2 separate regions of the Homo sapiens genome follow, and region 1 is linked to region 2. A link is an interaction called in ENCODE POLR2A ChIA-PET data of the cell type or tissue named here. Cell type or tissue: CD4-positive, alpha-beta T cell. All regions are shown on one strand. Links, peaks and the distances in the headings refer to the core of each region. The heading gives the core; the rest is flanking DNA.

Evidence for each region. Peaks named below come from ENCODE experiments on the same cell type or tissue, not always from the same donor. Only the 100,000 strongest peaks of a DNase experiment are listed, where the experiment ranks them.
Region 1: POLR2A ChIA-PET joins it to region 2 with 5 read pairs; 2 of 35 experiments call an interaction of 5 or more read pairs at or near these places.

The regions. Positions count from the first base shown.
Region 1 is chr4:108,367,979-108,374,563 of GRCh38, forward strand. LOC124900753 (a long non-coding RNA gene) reads left to right here. Exons shown (of 2, transcript XR_007058222.1): 2 at 3,749-4,626. Among named protein-coding and RNA genes, the nearest start is that of LEF1, 200 kb to the left of the region's middle. In CD4-positive, alpha-beta T cell, for the core only: no CTCF peak of the experiment used is centred there; a DNase peak (open chromatin) is centred at 2,603; H3K4me3 peaks cover 913 bases.
Region 2 is chr4:108,463,677-108,470,261 of GRCh38, forward strand. No RefSeq gene overlaps it. Among named protein-coding and RNA genes, the nearest start is that of RPL34-DT, 150 kb to the right of the region's middle. RefSeq lists an enhancer at 3,629-3,808. In CD4-positive, alpha-beta T cell, for the core only: no CTCF peak of the experiment used is centred there; no DNase peak of the experiment used is centred there; H3K4me3 peaks cover 480 bases; H3K27ac peaks cover 404 bases.

The DNA.
Region 1 (6,585 bases), core at 906-4,905, 96 kb before region 2:
CATCTCTGGCTCTCCTCTGGGTGTTACCTTTATTTTCAGGCTGGCTTTTCTCCTGGTAGAAGAATGGCTGTCTTACTTTGCAGCTCATATTCACTCTCAGAAATTCTTCCTCCCTCTGGAAGAATTTATCCTCAAATCAGCAAACAAAGGTCTGTGCTTCACTCCTGTTGAACCAGCTTAGGTCATGTGCCTTCTTTTTCAAACCAGTCACTGTGGATAGGAAATCAGGATCATACTCCTTGGAGTTGGAGGAGAGGTAGGCAAACCCATACAAACCACAAAGCTGCTCTGCAATGGAGGGGAGGTGCGCAATGCTGGGAAGCAACACAATTCCACTTCAAAAAATACACTGTGCTAGGCTTTGAGGTTACCACAGTGGACAATCCAGTCTAGACAAACACGCATAAACAGATCTTTAAAACATTCATGGCTGAGCACGGCAGCTCACACCTATAATCCCAGCACCTTGGGAGGCTGAGGCAGGCAGATCACGAGGTCAAGAGATGGAGACCATCCTGGCCAACATGGTGAAACCCCATCTCTACTAAAAATACAAAAATTAGCTGGGCGTGGTGGTACACACCTGTAGTCCCAGCTACTCAGGAGGCTGAGACAGGAGAATCGTTGAACCCAGGAGGTGGAGGTTGCAGTGAGTAGAGATCGCGCAACTGCACTGCAGCCTGGTGACAAAGAGGGACTCTGTTCAAAACAACAACAACAACAACAACAAATTCATAGCACAAGTTTGAGAGGGAGGGGGCACATGAGGTGGGGCAAAACTCCAAACTGTTGCTCTGATATTTCTAGAATGATTTCCTAGTTCACAGTACACCATGAAGGAATTGCACTGGGAGTCAGAGGGCTTGTTTATTTACACCTCCAACAAATAGACTGTGTATGAGACAGAATTAGAGGAGGTTCACTATGAGAATTTATAAGCTTTCTATTTGATTCTGCTTTAGATTTTCAGTAGGAAGCAATTAAGCATCAATAATAGAATATATTTACATATTTGGGAAAATTGATCCAGGCGATTGCTTTGTGTCTTAAACCTAAGTCTTAAGCAGGCTGCTTTTGCCTGGGCATGGCAAAGGGAAGGAGAGTGTGAGAGTGTGCCACGGAGCTATTTCTCTTGTTGTCTGGAAATGTTCTCTGCAGCACACTGTGTCTGTAGAGTTTACCAACTTGGCAGCAGGCAGGGGAGACAGGACAATCACTAGTGAGTCCACCGCAACAGTAGGGCTGGAAGTGGGATGAGAACTAAAGGGGGAATCCTGAAAATTCAGTTTCTCACGAGTATGCCTGGGGGTATGCAGGCCCTGTCTATTCAGTAGGTACATGTTGTATATTTCATGGAAGCGTGCTCTCTTCCTGAAAATCTTTAAATTGCTGTCTGAGTAACACTTGTGAGCTGCATTTTGTAGATTTCTAAATTATATGCTGCTGTAGCATAAACAGTGATCTTTGTCTTATTCACAGTCTTAACAAAGACTCATAGAAAGACAGCACAAGAATTTTGATGCTCTAGGGTGATAATACCAAATCTTATTCAACGAGGCCTCATAGAAGTCAGTGCCCTGTCTCTAGTCCATCATTACTACTGCTATGGCTGTTACTGCCAAGGCAGGCACACCAATTATTTATCAGCTCATTTTGAGATTCTTGGTCAACTCTGAGAGAACTATAAAGATGTGAAAAATTAGGTATTGAGGTTGAGAGGGAAAAAAAGAAGAGTTATGCCAAATGTCCATTTTATAAAATTCCATTTAGAACAAATTGTGCATTTTTCCAATGAATCATCATTATAAAATTGGTAATTTGGTACAATGTTTCCATTTTACTAAGGGAAATAAGTACTAGTGGATCTCAGACGACTTGACAAAGGAGAAATCTTTTCAGAGAGGGGAACAGGGTTCCTTTCACTGCCTAGTGTCAGATCTTATAATCCCCCTAGTTAATAGAACTACGGATGTCCTCAAAGAAACAAAGGGATAGCATTCTGCCCTATTAAATGTGTTTCTGCATTAATCTAGGAATTGTTTGTTGATAACCAAATGCATAGCAACTATATTTAAATTTCAGAAAATTACAATTAGGTGTCTTTGAATAAAGACGAAGAAGAAAGAAAGGAACCGAAAGCTATTAAGTGGAGCTTCTAAAGTCGTGGCTAGGTGCTATTTCAAAACAAACATGTCAGCACCATCCCAGTTAAAGTAGATCAAACCTTCCAGTTTCTTCAGGAGTTGTACTTGGAATATGAAATGGGAATTTTGTTTAGGGTTTTTCAGGTGCGATGTTTTTTAAAAATTTTGCAAGTAATATTTTGAATGCAGTTGCTTTTGAACAGGGCAGCGGGGGAAGCCAAGTTAGGTTAACAGATCAACCATAGAAAATTCAATAGGGTCTTTTGCTAGGCGAGAGGGAGCCTGTGGCTTTGCCATGTGGTCGTGCGGCTCCACCGAGTTGCTTTGCCTGTTTTGCAGGGGTTTGTGGTGTGTGGATTCACTGACACTTTGGTGGCGGGAGGCTGACGATGGCTCTTCGGCGGGCTCAGCCGGCTTGGCACAGTCTCAGCTCTGGGAAGTCCACGCTGCTTTACAAAGAGCAGGTGGGCGAGAAAGCTCAACACTGCAGGGCAGATTGTGCAGCTGTGAGAGGTGGAATTCCCCTCAAAAGGATCGGCACTGCTTTGAAAATAAATTCATCATTAAATAGAAGGATTTCTGAAGCAGTAGACGAACACAGGGCTTGATTGGTTTCAAATTAACTCTTTGTACTCATCTTTCATTCATCCTTTAAGAGAATGTCTCTGCTTTTTCCAGAGAGGTAGCACAAATAATCCTTGACATCTTTTCGAGGAGGAGAGTGGTTCGCTGGAGCACTTATGCCCCTGCATCTGCTTTCCATTCCCCCTGCATCTTGCTGCGCTCAAGCGTGGCAGGGAGGGACCCTCACTGCAATTCAGGCGCTCTGTTGTGCTTCATGTTCAGTATTTTTTTAAAAGTGGGATTTGCTTTTCCCTGGAAGGAGAGTCTAGGCTTACGCTGAAGGTTAGAGGGAAGGGTGGCATTTTCCTCTCCCCTTTCCGTGTCATCCCCTCTTTCTAGGTCAGGGTCTGCACTCCTCCCTTGGCCTCCCTCTCCCTCCTCCCTAGGAGCTAAGAATGGCCTTGCTTCTGTTCTTGCTGCTAATTTACAGCCTTTTCTCTCCCCGTGGAAAATATCTGCTAACACTGTCTTCTCTGGGGGAGACTATTTATATATCTGTTAAAAGTGTCTTTCCTCCATAAATCCCATAAACAATTAAATGCGTAGCATGATAGCCTGTGGAAACCTTTCTGGCTACTTAAGCGAAGTTTCCTAATCCTTTTCTACAGCAACCCAGACCCAAGCGCCGTGGCCCATTCATCTGCTGTTGCTCCTCAAGCACTTTGATCTCGGGGCTTCATTACAGCTCATTTCAGCATTAAGGATGATCTGAATTCATGAGCTCTTCCCTTCCTAATAAGTGCCATTCATATCCATCCTCAGGAGCGACCACAGCTCACGGGAAACTGGTTCAAACCACACGTGAAAGAATAATGGACTAGCTTCAAACACAAGTGAAAAATGGGGTTTTTATTAACCAAATGAACCTTTGAATAAAATGCTTCATTAAATAGAGGATTCTCATTTTCAGGGCACTGTTAAATCTACCAGTTGCCATGCTGAGATTGGTAAGTGTGATTATTTCATTTTTTTTTTTCCAGGTGGATACCCTGAGGTGGAGAAGAGACTGAATATGCCCACTGCATCCAAAGCAAGGCTGGAGCTGACTTGAGCTTACTTGGCTTCATAAAGCTTGAACACCATAGATGCTTTTATATGTCTTTCCTGTTCGATTACTCTGGATAGAGTGTGCTACTCCTAACACAAAGCAAAACCAAACCAAAAAACAAACCTCTCTTTTTCATTTCCTTAAAGAAAAAAGAAATTTAATTTGGATTCAGATAATACCCTTATAACTTCTAAGGCAGTCAAGCAAGGAGGGGAACAGATAATTAGGAGATGATGGGAGCCAGCACAAAGCCAAATGGAAGAAAACAGGCACACAGTAAGGCGGCAAAAGCCACCACCTAATCCATTAACAGCCTGCACTATAATTACGCTTGGCTCTGGCATTAAACTGGTGAAAGCACAAAGGAGACACTATTAAAGTCTTAATTCCCACAAAAGGAAGCTCATCCTGTGTAACAGCAAGTACTGTGCACCAAAGCGGCACCTAAATGAATATTATGGCAAATTCTAATTTAGCACTTAGTAGGAGCATTCCACAAAATTGCAAAAATAAAGAGGAAGAAAGCTGAACGTGGTAATTCATGCCTGTAGTCCCAGCTACTCAGGAGGCTGAGGCAGGAGGATTGCCTGAGCCCAAGAGTTTGAGGCTAGCCTGGACAACATAGCAAGACTTTCATCTCTACACAAAATTATTAGCTGGATGTGGTGGCATGTACCTGTAGTACCAGCTGGTCGAGAGGCTGAGACAAGAAGATTGCTTGAGCCCAGGAGTTCAAAGTCAGCCTGGGCAACATAGCGAGACCCTGTTTCTCAAAAATAATTAGAAAAATAAATAAAGGAGAAGAAAAGACTAGGTGGTGTTTCTTTAAAGGCAGTTCTTGCTGTTGCTCTATGGGTTCACTTTCTCCCCAACCCCCAACCTTCTCAACCTTTCTCCAACCTCTCCAGCCCTCCCCAGCCCTCCCCAGCCTGTGTCTCTGCCCTCCCCAACCCCTCATCGTCAGATGGTTTTAAGCATGTGGCTTCCTGAAAGCTGTGGGTCAGGAGGTAGCAGCAGGCCAAGTCTTCCTCCTTCGGCAGAAGGAGGAGCAGTGTGAGGTGCAAGTGGGCAGAGGCAGAGACTGAAAGTTCTTGAGGAGAACAGGTGTGAGGCCACAGGAAGCTCCACCAGGCACCTGGCTGCACAGTGACTTTTGCAGTGACAGTGCTTCAGCCTCCTTCCACGGGACCGCAGGATTCAAAATGGCATCACCTCCACTTCTGTCAATACATCCGCAAGAGGGCTAGCATTCAAATTAATGGCAGGGAGAAGATCTGCAGGATCCCCCTCACTGAGCCTTTCAATTAAGCATACTGATTAGATCTTAGATTTCCTTACCACATAAAAAGACGAAGAGTTTGCTAATGCGAGTGGTTTTTTTTCCCCCATTTTGACCCAGCCCGATGTTTTTAATTTTGCTGTACCCGGTAACCAAGTACGGATGCCGCACTGCTGCTGGAGCAGATGCAGGACACACGGGATGCTCCTTCTACCCGAGCCCTTCTCCAGGGTCAGGCCTGAGAAGTAGCACGACCTCTGCATGTTGTATTTGTCTCTGCCCATGAGGCAGTTTCAAAGGGATTACCATCAGTCCCCCTGAGAAGGGGCCATCATCTCTCTACAGTTGGCTCTTACTTCCCGCCCTGTGGACTGAAGCAGCCAGGTGGGTCAGGATTTGTACATCGTTTTTCTAGTCGTAAGTTAAGGTGCAAACAATTCCCCTTTCTACAACAGGTAAAAGAAAGAATATCAAGACGTTTATGTGTCTTTCATGACAATCACTGGAACAAACTTACTTCTCTTTCTCTCTGTGTAAGTCTTACAATGAGACTGCTTGCCAGGACATTTTCGGGCTAAATTCAAGTCCCTGGGGGGCAGATGTCTTAGAAACAGAGTTGCTGTGCCAAATATCAGCACAATGCCTTAGAGTACAAACAAATGACTTCGATCCTGAATAGAAAATCAATGTTAATAGTCTAGCTTCTTAACAGTCACTCCAAGGCCTAAATGGTTTGGTTTGATTCTACACAATTTATATGTAAAACTAATTACCAGAACTCTCTTATTTTTGCTATGTTGACTTGGCATAGGACACCTAAATAATTAGTCATTTAAATTGGCCACAACAGGCTCAGAAAGTCTTGGGAGTGATGGGACGAATATACCCATGTCTTTGGAACTCATGATGTTGTAGGTATGCTACAAAAAACTGGAAGGACCATTTTTATCCAGTTGCTTCTGATTCCATCACAGAGAAACCATCGCAATTTGCCACGTATTTCTCCATCTTCTTTTGACTTTTGCATAATAAATGTACTGAGCGCAAGAGGTGAGGTGGGTCGGTATTATTATTAGCATTTTAGAGATGAGGAAGCTGCAACACAGAGTAGATCAACTTAGCCATGGCTATGGAAATGAACTCATATCCGAAACCTCCTAACTGCCAGCCCTAAGAAAATAGTGGTTAGGAATGGAAGTTCTGCAGTCAGGCTGCTTTACGTAAAATGCTGGCCTTTATGTACTTAAAAAGGACAAGCTAGTCATTGTACCTCTTTGATCCTCAGTTTCCTCCTCCACAAAATGAGAGTATACTAGAACTATCTCATCAGACTGTTGTAAGGGTTAAAGGAGATAAGGATGTGAACCTCTTAGCACAGTCAGTTTAATACATAGTGAAGAGAATATCCAATAACTTTATTATTGTTGTTGTTACTCTGAGTACTACTACTACTGCTACTACTGATGAGGAAACTGAAGGTCAGACATTTG
Region 2 (6,585 bases), core at 970-4,969:
TGGCAGAACAATGTGGACGCCCAGGGGCATTTGGCTGGGGCGGTTGGAGGAGAGTCCAGGTGCGGAGCGGCCTGACTCCAGAGGAAAACCACTTTCCCACTCCATACCCCTTCTGGCTCCCCATCCATCTGCTGAGAGCTACTTCCATCATTCAGTAAAACCGTGCACTCCTTCTCCAAGCCCACGTGTGATCCAGTTTTTCCAGTACACCAAGACAAGAACCCCAGGATAGAGAAAGCCCTCTGTCTTTGCGATAAGGCAAAGGTTCTACCTGAGCTGATTAACACAAGCCACCTACAGATGGCAAAACTAAAAGAGCACACTGTAACATGCCCACAGGGGCTTCAGGAGCTGTAAACATTCACCCTTAGATGCTGCTGTGGGGTCAGAGCCCATGCTCCCCATGACCTGCCTGTCTGCCTGCTCCCACTAGGGGTTTTGAGCAGCGGGGCACTGAAGAAGCGAGCCATACCACCATAGCACACCCTGCGAGAGGCACAAGGGAACTTTGCCCATTTCACAAGCACAAAATGAATGGTTAGACCCTGAAACTATTAGGGTCCTTTCCAACTCTGAGACTCTCATCTAGGACTGATAACCCCAGACAACGGGTCACATTTACTGACAAACACTAGTTCTGTTCCTTATGCCAGCAAAGCATGAGTAGTCCCAGAGTACTGCCCAAAAGCCCCAGTCCATCCCTTGGTTTTCAATTAAAGCATTTCTTATTGGTTTCAAAGAAAGCCCATGGTGACAAAGTCAAGATTAAGCCAAATGCTTTTGATGTTTATCAAATACCAGAGCTACATCTTTGTCTTCCATAGAAGAAACTGAGAAAATTGTGTTCATAAGATTTCAGCGACAGAAATCATTTACCCAGAATGATTTTCCTCTGCATGCCAATGCAGGGCTGATGATGGTGAAGACTGGAGTCACAGACGGTATGGGGGAGGACCTCACTGAATGCTTTACCAGGTGTGACTTGCAAAGCAGCAAGTCACAAATCTTTCACAGACACCTAGAACCAAATTAAATCTGAAGAACAATAAAAATAATGTCATTATTTTAAGAAAAGGTATTTTATAAAACCAAAGAATCAAGACAGAAGACCACAAAACAGAGAAAGCTGGGAGGGACCCATCCTGGTTTTTTTTGAGATGGAGTCTTCCTCTGTCGCCCAGGCTGGAGTACAGTGGCACCATCCACTGCACTGTAACCTCCACCTCCTAGGTTGAAGCAATTCTCGCACCTCACCCTCCTGAAAAGCTGGGATTACAGGCACCCACCACCATGCCCAGCTAATTTTTGTATTTTTAGTAGAGATGGAGTTTCACCATGTTGTCCAGACTGGTCTCAAACTCCTGACCTCAAGTGATCCGCTGGCCTAGGTCTCTCAAAGTGCTGAGATTACAGGCATGAGCCCCTGCGCCCGGCCTCATCATCTTTTTTTGTGACCAGTACTTTCTTTCTCAAAACACTACCTACCAGTCTTCTGTTATTCAAAATCCCCTTGGCTCAGACCTACCAGAGAAAGGGGGCCATCTCTCTCTCTACCATCATGGGCCACATATGGTTCTTTTGAATAGGGGCAGATAGTCAGAATATGATTGAGACGAGAGTTATAGAGAGCTGCCCAGAGACTTTCAAATTATGAGACCTAAGACATTTGCCCTGGCCTATTCTAAGGCCCCTTTATACCCTGGGCCACATAGAAATAATTCCTATATAGACACCCCTAATTCATATATTATTGAGAAATGCTTTATTTTTTCATTTCCCTAGAGAAGAAGTGCTCACTTTTGTTCTTGTTTTTGTTTTTAACTGGCTTTGTTATTCTTGGGCATGAGATGGTATTTAATCCTTTTATCCACTTATTGAACAAATACGTCGGGCACTGGGAATACAATTGAGCTGAACTGAACTGGTAAAATCATTGCCCTCAAGGAGCTGGCATTCAAGTGGCTGACATGATACCATTTTCTGTGTCTCAGAAGATGACCACGGAGAACTTGATCTAAACTGGGAACTTTGATGATGTATTTCATGTCAATGAGTCTGTTCTAAAAAGCAAAGAAAAACACACCGTGCTCTATCATAGTGTTAGTATACAGACCTCCATGAGGTCCTAAAAAGTCAGACTGTAAGGGACTAATTCAGATGGTTGAAATTCAGGGAGGCAAAGTGACAGAACCTTTTCAAGCTTCTATGCGGGAGGTGAGGGACGGGATATAATGAGAATCTGGCAACACTCGGTAAATTATCTTCTGAATTGATTCAAATTTTTGCAGCAAGCCTTTCTGTGCAAATTTCCATGACTTCTTCATGGTAATTAGTTTCATGGAATATTGCCAAATGGCATATTTTTCCTACTTCGAGCCACTTTATAAGCACTCCTGGGAATGTCTGAAATATGAGATAAGCACTCTTAACCCAAAGTTTTATTAAAAAGTTTAATGAACACAAATACCAAATGACACATTCATTGCCATTAAGTATGTAGACTCTCTGTAAATCTGTGAACTACTGGGCGACTATAAAACCTACTTCCCTCAGCAACCACAGAAGCTTTATTTCTCTTCCTGAGCAGGCATGGGAGCCCTCCGGATGCACCTCGCCATCTCCAGCCTCCCAGATTCTCAGGACTCCACTGCATGCACTGAAGCATGGTGGTGGTTGTGAATTCCCTCTCGGCTCCTTCTCTGTCAAGTCCTCCCTCCCACTAGTACTGACCTTACCCTGCCAGTCCTTGCGCTTTTGATCTTCTTCGCATTGCCCTCCAGGAAGCCTCAGGCCACATAAGAACTTTCTCATTGTCTAACATCATCCCCAAATAAGAAACATGCATTTACTAAATGTTCTCTCAAACTTCCAGAACATAGAGAATTACTTAATTTTTTTTTTGTTCTGGGCACAATCCTCTACTAGAATCTTAGTTCTTCAAAGGCAGGGACCATCTTTTTATACGCCCTAGAATCTTCAGCATTGAACAAAGTAGAAGCTGAACAATTTGCAGAATGAAGAAATGGAGCCATGGTCTTGTCTCTCATCTTCTCTTTGCTGTTTTAAAATGTTTTTTTCTGGAGAGAATTGTCCTTTCCCATTATGTTCTCTGAGGTCCCTGTGTTCCCTCAAGCCCTCTACTCTCTCTTTAGACAATTCCTTATAGTATAATCATTTCTAATAAAAATACACTAGCTACTCAACATGCAATATGCAGAGTAACTGAAGGAAAGGTCTAAAAAGATTTTCTGAAACTTTAGATTGCAGTAAAATTAACGGCAGAGGCTACTACACATTGCTTAGCAGTTTCAGCTTAATCAGTGATCAGAAGAAAATATTAATATATTTACAAACACTAGCAGAGAGTATGCAGAGGCTATGGCAAAAGGAAGGAAGTGGAAAGAACAGAAATCGACAGAGCTCACGGTACCTGCATCAGTTATCTATTGCCACAAAAGTGCTGCATAGAAAAGAGCGGTGGGTTACAGGATAAGCATTTATTTTTGCCCAAAGTCTCTCATTTTTCTAGGTTGTTTTGCTGATCTGGGCTGTACTTGGCTGAGAATAGCTGGATTTATTCATGTATCTGTGGTCAGCTGGTGAGTCAGCTAAGGGCTGGCTGGTGTCAGATGGCTAGAGCCTCTGAAGGGTTTGGTTCCATATGTGCTTTTAGCCTCCAGGAAACTAGCCTAGACTTGTTTTTATGCAGGTGGAAGACCTCTGAGAGAGTGAAAGCAAGAGCAAGAGTGAGAGAGCAAGCATGTTCAGAAGCTCACCAAACTTCATGACGCCTAGGCTTAAAACTGGCAGATTGTCACTTCCACCTCATTATGTTGGCCAAAGCAAATTTCAAAGCCAATATAGATATAAGGAATGGAAAAATATACTCTGTCTCTTGGTGGGAGGAGCTGCAAACTCACATTATAAAGGGTTTGGATATAGAGAGGGGTACAAAATTGGAGCCATTTTTCAATCAAACCATCATACTTAACTCAGCCTCATTTTTTTTAAATTGAGACAGGAAGTCATTCTGTCACCCAGGCTGGAGTGCAGTGGCACAATCTCAGCTCACTGCAACCTCTGCCCTACAGGCTCAAGCAATCCTCCCACCTCAGCCTCCTGAGTATCTGGAATTCCAGGCGCACACCACATGCCCAGCTAATTTTGCGTTTTTTGTAGAAATGAAGTATCACCATTTTGTCCAGGCTGGTCTCAAACTCCTGGGCTCAAGCTATCCACCCACCTCAGCCTCCCAAAATGCTGGGATTACAGGCATAAGCCACTGCACCTGGCCCCAATTTTTTACTTATTAGTAGCAAGGTATAAGCACAACTGTCTTAGTTTGAGTTCCTGTGGGTTCTGAGACAAGGATCCAATACAAGTGGTTTATTTGAACGGCAATGCTAGCAAACACTGATAGGAAGGTGAGGAGTTGAGAAAGGGAAGGAAGCAGCCAATAAAATGTTTGTTATCAAGCAAGTTACTTACCATTGTGGATAACTGAAGCATATTCTTGCTAGAGAACTCACTTGGAGCCAGTGTAGAACACACATCTTAGAGTTATCCTACCTAAAGAATGAAGCAGCTAGGATATTTCTGTACCAGCTCCTCTCAGTCAATGGTTGACAACTGGTTGGGTGGACGTAGAGCACTCATGTGTGGATACTTTTGTACTGCTGCAGAAGCAGAATGGGTTCCAATTAGCCAGGGAAAGTCTTCAGGCAAAGAATTTGCCAGAGCTAGCAGTTAGAAGGTGGGCAGCATACACCAAATGGGAAGGGCAATAGGATATGGCAGGACACTGATAGTGTTCATTATATCACTCAACAGCTTCTGCTGATTGCAATAAAATCTGCCAAAAGTTACAGTGTAGCCCAATGGAAAGATTATGAGCAAATCCTGTTTTTAGCTATGAACAAATTCCCTAATATTCCTGAGCCTCCCTTTCCTCAATAGTAGGTACTTCATGAGCATTTTTTTGAAGATAAAATTGAGATGGTATGTTTATAGTGTCTGGTAAATAAATAAGTGCTGGGTGTTAATATCTATCAAGATATTTTTGTTTCCATTCATTCATTCCTCAAGAGTTTGAGTGGAAATAAGCATATCTTTTAAAATATTTGTTTAGGCCCCCTGTTTCACACTTTGCCCGCTGCTGTGACATCTATGACAGGCTCCCATAGCAAAATATATACATCCAAGAACAGAATGGAACTTGGAAGTTTAAGAAACAGCAGCATAATTGACATCTTTAGGCTACTACAGCTAACCATAACTGCGTACACGTTGTTCTCAAACTCACATGGAATTGTCACCAAAATAGATCACATTCTGGGCCATAATACACACCTTAACAAACTTAATAGAAATCATACAGTGTCTGCTCTCAGACCACAAGTGAAATTCAACTAGAAATCCATAACAGAAATATAACTGGAAAATCCCAAAATATGTGGAAATTAAATAACACAATTCTAAATAACATATGAGTCAAAGAAGAACTCTCAAGAGAAATTTTAAAATATTTTAAACTAAGTGAAAATGAAAATTCATCTTATTAAAATTTGTGTGCTATAGCAAAAATAGTGCTTAGAGGGAAAATGATAGCATTTAATGCATATATTGGAAAAGAAGAAATAATCTAAAATCAGTAATCTACACTTTTACCTTAGGAAACTAGAGAAAGAAGAGAAAATTAAACCCAAAGTGAGCGGAATAAACAAGGTAATAAAAATCAGAGTGGAAATCAATGAAATTGAAAACAAGAAATCAATAGAGAAAATCACTTAAACCAAAAGTGGTTATTTGCAAAGACATGAAAATCAATAAACCTTTAGCCAGGCTAATGAAGAAAAAGGCAGAGAAGACACAAATTACTAATATCAGAAATGAAAGAGGAGACTGTAGAGAGCATTGACATTAAAAGGATAACAAAGGTTAGTATGAGCAACTGTATGACCACAAATTTGATAACCTAGAAGAAACAGACAAACTTCTTAAAAGACATGATCTGTCAAAACTCACACAATAATACATAGACAATGTAAGTAGCCCTATCTCTGTTAAAGAAATTTAATAATTAATAACCTTTCAAAGCAGAAGACACAGACCCAGATTGGTTCACTGGTGAATTAGAACAAACATTTAACAAAGGAACCATTCCAATTCTCTACAATTCCTTTCAGAAAATAGAAGTAGAAAGAACCCCTCTTAACTTATTCTATGAGGCTAGCATTGTCCTAATATTGAAACCAGATAAAGACATTACAAGAAAAGAAAGCTACAAACCAGTATCTCTCATGAACATGGTGCAATAATCTTCAACAAAATATTAGCAAATTGAATCCAACAATGTGTGAGCATTCTGCTCATATAATTGTTATATGTCATGACCAAGTGGGACTTATCCCAGGTATGCGAGGGTGGTTCCATATTCAAAAATCAGCTAAGGTAATCCATTATATCAATTGCTTAAAATAGAAAAATCACATGATTATCAACAGATGCAGAAAAAGCATTTGACAAAATCCAACACCCATTCATAATAAAAATTCACTAAACCAGAAGTAGAAGGGAACCTCAACT